Regions from separate parts of the Homo sapiens genome. Here region 2 is linked to region 1. Evidence: chromatin loops called from intact Hi-C (ENCODE). Cell type or tissue: PC-9. All regions are shown on one strand. Each heading gives the region's core, and the rest is flanking DNA. Links, peaks and the distances in the headings are about the cores only. Region 1 overlaps SPOCK1 (SPARC (osteonectin), cwcv and kazal like domains proteoglycan 1). Region 2 overlaps SPOCK1 (SPARC (osteonectin), cwcv and kazal like domains proteoglycan 1).

Region 1 (4,395 bases), core at 179-4,178:
AGCCAGAGCTAAAGAGCCACTTAGACCAGGGTGTTTGCTAAAAATACAGATGGTCAGCCCTGCTCCAGAACAACTGTGTGGGACTCTTCAGAGGGAAAGCCTGTATTTTGACCAAGCCCTAGGTGATTCTTGGATAGAGCAAATTTGGTTAACACTGAAGTATGGAATCCAGGTAATGCCCATCTCTGCAGGAGGAGTATTTACTGCAAGAGGTGCAAGCAGCTGGGGATATGTTTCAGAGGCAGACACAGGCTCACCCCATAAACAGGAAGAGCTCATCAGGGAAGGGATTCTGAAGTGCTCACTATTGGGACTGAGTGGGCACAGCATTGCAAGGTCTCAAATTCTAGAAACTGGTCGTTTAAAGGCAGTCATATTCTTTGCTAAAATGAGGCTATGGGACTGGATGACTTTAGTCCTTCCAGCTCTGAAATCACTTGGCTCCAAACAATTCCATACAAGTTACATTAGGCAGAGATGAATATTTGTTAGAAGGGTGCCCCTAACGTCTGGTGTTTGCATTCTTTTTAAATATTGATCTATATTGTGTGAGTTTATTCACTTTCTATATTTAGTCCATGTTTCTACTTACCTGTGATTGTATTTTCGTGGAGAAGTAGAGCGTGTGTGGTTCTTTGAGACTCTGCCTAAGAACCTTCTATAAAGCTTTTGTTACCCAAGCTAACAGCACTGCTGCCTGGTGGTAGCTTTTGGAATTGCAAGCCCATCATTTTGGAAATACAGGAAACACTTGCATCAAAATCCCTTGGGGAATGGGGAACAGTCTTTGTTTTTTTAAAAAATGGCAAATTCCCATTTCAGACCAACTGAAACAATCTCTGTCGGTAGAATCCAGAAACCTGCGTTTATACTAAATACTTTATGTGAAACCTTATGCCCAATGTTGTTTAAAACCATTGCTTGACAGCAGGGTTTCTCAACCTTGGTAGTATTGGCTTTTGGACTGGAAAATTCCCTGTTGCAGGCAGTTGTCCTGCACAGTATAGGTTGGTTAACAGCATCCCTGACCTCTACCCACTAAATGTCAGTGGCACCGCCCCCTCCCCATTTGTGAACATCAGAATTATCTCCAGACATTGGCAAATGTCCCCTAGGGGGCAAAATCACTTTTGCTTAAGAACTGCTGCCCTGAGGTGTGCTGTGAACATCTAGCCCACTTCAATGACAGCAAGTGCCACAGGGTCACTAAAAGTTAAGATGTGACACCTGTCTTCACAGAAGGTTATTCACGCAAATGTGAAATGACTTCGGACTTGTAAGTAGAATAAAACGTTCTGGCTTTATGACCTTTGTTTTGATTTTTAAATAGTCATCAGGGAAAGTCATACAGGATGGACTTTAATTAAGGACTCCCCACACTTGAGCATGGGCCATGCTGTGCCTTTCTCAGGCAGCTATTTTGGCTCAGACTCCTGGTGCATGGGAGCCTCTTGGGAGGGATCAAGAGAGAGAAGTGTAACTTCTTTTCTCCCAGAATCTCTTTGCGATAATTAAATTCTATTAGGTTTTTCCATTGTGGGAAGGGGCTGTTTATTGTGTCAATTATATTTTTGTACAGAAAACTTATTCCCAAAAGGTTATAGACAATACTCACTGTGGGGAAAAGAGTTCACTGGGCATTCCTGTGGACCCTAGCCTGGTTAAATGAAACTTGCTGATCCTGTTCTATGATGGGGAGCTGAAGTCTCCTGTATGGCACCTGGTATGGGTTTCCCAGAGGTGACCTCTTGGACTTAACACTTCCACTGGAAGTCAGTTAACTGGGGGAATGTCAGTAGCCCCCAGCACCTTACAGGCTTTCTGATATTCTCATGCTGAAACAGAGTGCCCCACACAGGAATAGCCAAACACCAGGGAACATGTTGCAGGATGAATCCTTGGGTATTGTAGAAGGGATTGACTTCTTGTTCCCTAAAAGTAGAGGGTTGGGATTGACCCTAAGGAGGAACTGTGTGAATATGCTTCCTGTTGGATCTGGGATTTCATACAACGGGGCTGAGAGGCTGAGCTTCACAGGTGGCTGTGATGGTTGCTAGAGTTGAGGCAGCTGAGTGGGTTGGAAGCAGTGAGGTGCTTGATTTCTGCAAGGCTCTTCCACAGGTCCTCTGTACAGCCCTGGGGAAGCGTCTGCCCTTCTTGGGGCCCTTCTTCCACTGTTGAATGGGAGTGTTGAGCTTGGACATCTCCAGGGCACTGAAAGTGGCATCACTGTGTGGATGGACCTTGTGGGGAGAAGAGCTGGCCTATGCACCTCTTCTGCTCTGGGTGAGCCTAGACAAGAGGGTCCTCAGTAGGGAAGGAAAGGAAATGATATATGGTTTTTGACCTCAGTCTAACTCATTGTCCCCTCCTGAAGGTCTGCAGGTCTAGCTAGTCTCTGCATCAGCATGAACACTGGAGAGGGGACAGCCAAACCCTCCCAGACCTCCCCTTTGTGACTGAGGCCCCTGTGGCTTACTCTGACACCTGTGGGAGTGGATAAGTGTCGGGATGTACTTGCACTTGATTGAAGGCCTTCTGCTCAAAGACAGTCACCCAGCAGCCTTCTGATGCCTGAAAGCCTGCTTTGGGAATACAGTTCTTTTGGTTTAACACTTGATCTGGCATCAGATCATTTATCTAGCATTAGTCATTACATTTTGGTGTGAATGAGGTTCAGCTCATTTCCTGAGATCAGATTTCACTGGGAAAGGAGAATATAGATATTGTACTTCTGAAAGGGTCAGGTAAGAACAAAGAGTGGAACAAAGAGCCAGGAGGAACAAAAAGGGCACCGAACTTGGAGACCAGAACAGACAAAATAAGTTTCTACTCTCCGGTGTTGCCAAAGGGCAAGGTTCTCTGACTCCTTCCTCAACCACAGGTAATTTTCTGTGAATAACTGAGCATCTTCCATTTCAGCCTGCTCTTCTCTTCTAGTCTGAAACTCTAGCCAGATTTCTTTATTTTAAATAACCTGTGAAGACCCTCATTTTCTTCCAGGAACCTACTGTCTCTGTCATTCAACACCACTATTGTTCACACTTCTGCCTGACATTCTTCTAGTGGAAATCGACTTTATTTGCTCCTGAATGGGTAGGAAAGAGGTCATGGAAATTCCTCTTGAGACAACAAGTCTTACCACCCTCCACGGACACAGCAGAGATTGGCTGGGCTACCAAATGAATTTTTTATTTATATTTTCAATTATTCATAGTGACCGATTCCATGGGGTGAGCTGAAAGAAATGCCCAAGACAAGATTTTTTTTTTAGTGACATAAAGAATAAAATACCTTTCAGATTTTTAATTTTATTTTCTTCCATTGAAAGAGATTCTTGTTCTGAAGGAAACCTGGCAGTTCTGTATTGGTGCATCAGGGCAATGGCATACCTAGCAAGGAGGGCCAAGGTGAGGCTGGGATTTCATCTCCACAGTAGGTCTAACTCAGACACTATCCTCCGCGGAGGTGTCTTTCTGAAGTGCTTTCTGTGGAACACCGTCCATCAAAACGCTCTTTGCTGAGAGTATGTCTGATCACATACATGTTTGCAAGGCTTTGCTCATTTCCTGGAGTTGGGCAGGCCTGTGTACCCACACACCGCAGCCCTGGCGCTCTCTGGCAAGTCACCGAGCACAGTCACATGGTAAAGGATCAGAGAAGTCCTGCAGTAGAGAAAACAGTTTGCCAGCTTTAAAACCACTCATTCTCAGGTAATTTGGCTACAAAAGCTTTTTGTTTTCTTCCCGTGACACATTATTAGAAGGAACAAGTTTTTAGAGATGTTGCTGTATGAAATGATTTTCTCCTGGGATTAGCTGTTACCCACATCGTTGTAAACATGGAGTTTTTGCAAACCTATTTGAGTGACTGGCAGGGGATGCTGGGAAGTGTCGTCTCTACTCTCAGCAAGAGGGCCAGGGCTGTATCTGTCCTATTCAGGGGTATAGCCTGAGGGTCTACCACAGTGCCTGACACACAGAAGCTCAGTAAAAACTCATGGAACAAATGAGTGAGTAAGATAATTTTTGTTTAAAATATGTAATCAGCCTGTAAAACTCTTAGTTCACACACGTCCTTCTGTGCTAGTAGGCACAATCTCAAAAGCCAAGTGACATATTTCATTTTGCTTTTATTTTTTGCTATCATTTTTTCAAACCTGAGACATGACTGCATCCGTGAGGCCTAAGCCATCTTCCTTGGCAGCGTCCTGATTCTCTTTGTACAGTGAGACACCTGTTCGATTTGCTGGATTTTCTTGACACTTATGAAGAGTAAAGTCTCTGGGAATAGGTTTTGTTTATTCTGAGCAGATCTTAAAATATAACTACATTTATACTGTGCCTGCAAGGCACTCTGAGCAAACATGCACATTAGGAGAGGATAGAACTTGTC
Region 2 (4,395 bases), core at 257-4,256, 52 kb before region 1:
TCCAAGAAGGCTTCCTGGGGGAGCGATGTTTGAGCTGAATCTTGAATATGTGAGAGCCAGCTGAAATGACTTAAGCCCCTTGCAGCCCTGAGTAGTCTGTATTAGTGTTATTCTCACTTGATGGAGAAGGACATGAATCTCAGAGAGGGTAAGTGACTTGCTCAAGGTCAAGAGCTAGTAAGTGAACTTAGGAAGTTTCTCTTCAGAGCTCCCATGCTCAACCACTGTTCTTTAGCAGAGGACAGACAGGTAAAGTCCACAATTTGACCCAGTGTTGGCAAGGAAAAGGAGACAGTTGTGAGGAGCGAGAGGACAATGAATAAACCTGACATCCAGGGCTGCCTCTATGAGAGGAGAGGAGCTTATGGTGAAGAGAAGGACAGACTTGATCTCTGTCCTTAAGATTTTTAAGGAGTTTATGATCCAGTTAGGAAGGTAAAGCTGGAAAGCTCTGTTTGATAGAAATAAAAACTACGATCACATGTACAGCCCAGATGTTGATCTCTAGGAGATGACAGCAAGCGGTCCATCACCACTGGCATCCACACATACCCAGTCCTCAAACATCGAGGAGGAGTGTGCGTGGCTCCACTCACTTCTTGGACCAGCCCTTGCTAGGTGGGATGCCATTGCTGTTCTAGAGGGTCATCCATGGAGCTCCCTGCATCCCACTTCTGGATGAGTTCTTTGGTAAGGCTCTGACTCTTTGGCCTGACATCATGGTGGGATCATGGAGCAGGGTGTTGAGCTTTTGGACCAAGAATCTGGAAGTCTCAGTTCTGATCCTGCCTCAATTGCTCACTTACTGAGTGACCTTGGGCAACTTGCTCAACATCTCTGGGCCCTGTTTCAAGTAATACCACAAGGTACACAGGTGTTGATGGTTGCAAAAGTTTTTTTAAGCATTCAAAGTATAAACGCGTAAGGCTCTTTGGAGAGCGAGTTCTTAGTGTTATATTTTTTAAGGGGGATAGATGGCCCCTGAGACACCCTCTCTTGGGTGGCAGTGAATTGGTTCAGCCACATGTCAAGGCCAGATAAGTCACTCAATGCACATGAGATTAATAAGTATACTACTTTGGACAACTACTTAATGTATCTGGGTTTTTTCTCCTGGCTATAAAATGAGGAGGCTGAGTTTTACCTCATAGGGTTATTAGGAAAATTAAGTGAGACAGTGCATAAATGGCTTCTGAAACAGAGTAGATAACCAGAGAATGTTCATTGCCTTCCCCTAATCACAACCTAGATGTGTGCTCATAGGTAGCTGCAGGTGCAGCAGGTGCACTAGGCAGGCGTCTCCAGTCTCATACCTAATCCAGTGCTTCCTAGATTTGTGGGTACCACAGTCCTGATTCCTGCCACATTATCAGACACCGGAATTAATGTAGAAATATTTAAAAAATCAATTCCTCTTTACCCCTAACTTAGTTTTAAAGGATAATCCATTTGAAGCCACAGGTTTAATACACCTTCATGTAAATTACTTAAATAAAAATATATGTATATTTTCCAAAATCCTTAGTTGTATCATACTTTGAAAAACACTGTGCTAGTCAAATGCCTTTGAGCTACTTGTCATGCTTGCTGGTGGTGTTTTCTATGTTACTTCTCGTTAAGAAATACTCAAGGAATTTTGGAGATAGGTTAGTGGAGGGAATTTTTTATCCCAGGAAATTTGAGGAACAGAACTGGCTGAATTTCAGTGAGGAACCCCAAATCCAGTTTGGTGTCTGGGTTCTGAGGCTTAAAATCTCCATCTGTCTCTAGATAGTGGAACCCAAGAGCCTCAACTGAGGCAGTCCTTCAAAAAGCTGCAAAATATTGAGTAATGTTATTGGCTGCAAGGAAACGTAACTTATGTTGGAGAGAGATTCAGAGTTACGAATGGGTGCCATTAGTAGGCAGTTGTAGCCTTTCTATTTGTATTGGGGGGGATTGGGATCTTTCTGGGAGGAAACTAAGTGAATGACCTTGGTTAGCTATTCCCATCTAGGCTTTTCTCAGAGGGTAAGTGCACATGCAGGATAGAATCCCACCCAGGATAAACAGCATGCTTTGGATTGGCCCGCTGAGCTTACCTCCTCACCTCTCAAGAATACAGCTCCACGCCTTGCAGGAACTGACTTGTATCTCTTCCAAGCTGCATTGCAGGAACATTATTTCTGCTCCATCAACCACCTCACCTCACCATAGCCCTGCCTTCTCCTTTATTCCAGGGCACACATAATGTAGCAGCTGCCTGCAGTTTGGCTGGTAGCTGGGTGATTATGTTAGTTATTAAACACAGTCAGTTGGGAATGAGTCACCAGGTATCAAGTGCCAGATCTGGTGTGGATGAGATGTGGGGAAGATTCACAGGCCTGATAAAATGTCCTCCTGTTTACCACTTTGCTCCCTGATGGAGACCAGCTCATCCCAGACCAGTGAAAATGTGTCCTGTTTGTCAAGACTGCACTTTTATTCCCTTCTGAAGAGAAATGTGGTTTTAATTCCAAAGATCAGGTGGGATGGCTTGTGTTCGTATGGCTGATAAATCATTTTAAAGAAAATTACTTTGGCACACCTGACATTTGTATGAATTCCTGATGAATTAGAGGAATGTATCCAGATCACGTCAGAAATTTTTTACCCTTACAAAACATTGTGGTCTGCGGGCAACAAAATCCAGTAAAGCTACAAAGCTGACCATCCTTCCAAGCTGCAGAAATGCAGTGTTCTGGGACCATGTCATTGGTGTACACATGCCACATGCTGGGCAGCCTACAAGGAAGAGAAGACCCCAGGGTAGAAATGAGGAGGTCTGGGTTTGGCCCCAGGTCTGCCCATTGGCCACCATGCACCAATGGGCAGAAGTAACTTGGTCTTGCTGGACCTCAGCTTTGCTGAGTTATGGACTCCAATTCTGATCAAAGCTTTACCCTTTCCCTGAGTAACATTGTACATATCCAAAAAGTATTTTTCACACAGTTCCAGGACTTGATGGACCCTGTGAAGTCCATCCATGGGTCTTGGGTTAAGGACCCCCAGATTTAATGAGCCTTACAGACTCACTCTGCTCTGGAGACTATCTTAAAACCCTATTACACTTTATAACACTTCTCCCATGGAAGAAACAAGAGCTGGCTCTTGGAGCTGGCTTTCTCATTCTTGTGGTCTCTGCCTCCTGGTTCAGCTCAGGGAATATTTATTGAGCACTTATTGCATGTAAGGCTCTGGTTCAGATGGGAGAGTTGCAAAGATGAATGAGATTCATACCCAGCCTTTAAAGGGTATAGCCTGTGGGAGGCTTCACATGTGGTCACCAGCACTAATGCTGATGAAGGCTATAAGGCGTGGTGGCAGCAACATTGGAGAAAAGGTCAAGGTTTGAGACCTGATTCCAGCCTTGTGATGAATTATAATGCTGTCCTTTGTGATACTAAGCAACTCACTGTGCCTCAGTTTCTTCAAATGTACAACAATTTTAGGACTTTCTCTGTTTCAGAATTGTCATAAAATTCAGAGATGCTAGTGAATTAATTTTTAAAAGTTGACATTAAGTACTACGGGACTGTGTAGTGTGTAGTGTGTAAAAGTCTTAATAAAGAGTTTTACAGTCTACCGGTGGAGATAAAGATCCACCAGTAAACTGTACAACTCTTAATATCAGGAGTTTTTATCTAAAAAAGTAAATAAGAATGTAAGAATGAATGACACTAAAAAAGTAAATAAAAATGCAAGAATGAATGACAATGCACACCAAGGATTCAGAGAAGGAAGCATTGCCTGGGGTTTGGCTGACTGAGAAAGCCTCTGCCTGGAATCCAGGAACCTTCATTTTGAAGGATTTATTACTTTACTCTTATTACTTTATTATATAAGTCATCCATGTTAACTGTAGAAAAATAGAAAATACTTATTGAAAAAAAAACCCTAAAACATAACTCATCATTTGAACATCTGGAGATAACCACTTTTTACCATTTGGTGTGAACCCTCTAGATCTGTGGATGCATGCACTTTCATGGACATTCATTCACTTAATAGTGTTTATTATGTGTATACAATGTTCCTGGCCTTGAGTTAGGCACTTAAGTTTATTATGGTAAACAAAGCAGATACTGTTTCTTAAGAACATTGTCAGCTAGGCTGGGAAACAGCCTAGCATTAGTTGAACAATTATTAGAAATATGTAATTGCAGCTGTGTCACCTCCTATGAACATAAGCACACATACACAGTTGGGACCATGTTATTGCTCTGCTGTCTGTGATCTTCCCTTTCTAATGTGCTGTGAACTTTTCTTGATGTCATTTGATGTATATACCAGCTATCTGTTGCAAATCGACCAGCCACTGAAACACACAACAATAAGCATTTATGTCTGTAGTTAGCTAGGGTTGACTCACCTTGG

The links. A loop is a pair of places that touch in the nucleus more often than their neighbours do. Peaks named below come from ENCODE experiments on the same cell type or tissue, not always from the same donor. Only the 100,000 strongest peaks of a DNase experiment are listed, where the experiment ranks them.
Region 2: it touches region 1 in a loop (10-fold over the local background); 1 of 110 quality-filtered maps calls a loop at or near these places.

The regions. Positions count from the first base shown.
Region 1 is chr5:137,341,227-137,345,621 of GRCh38, reverse strand. All of the region lies in intron 2 of SPOCK1 (SPARC (osteonectin), cwcv and kazal like domains proteoglycan 1), which reads left to right. Among named protein-coding and RNA genes, the nearest start is that of SPOCK1, 160 kb to the left of the region's middle. In PC-9, for the core only: CTCF peaks have their summits at 498 and 701; a DNase peak (open chromatin) is centred at 2,651; H3K27ac peaks cover 1,232 bases.
Region 2 is chr5:137,393,463-137,397,857 of GRCh38, reverse strand. The region is part of intron 2 of SPOCK1 (SPARC (osteonectin), cwcv and kazal like domains proteoglycan 1); the gene reads left to right. Among named protein-coding and RNA genes, the nearest start is that of SPOCK1, 100 kb to the left of the region's middle. In PC-9, for the core only: no CTCF peak of the experiment used is centred there; a DNase peak (open chromatin) is centred at 2,287.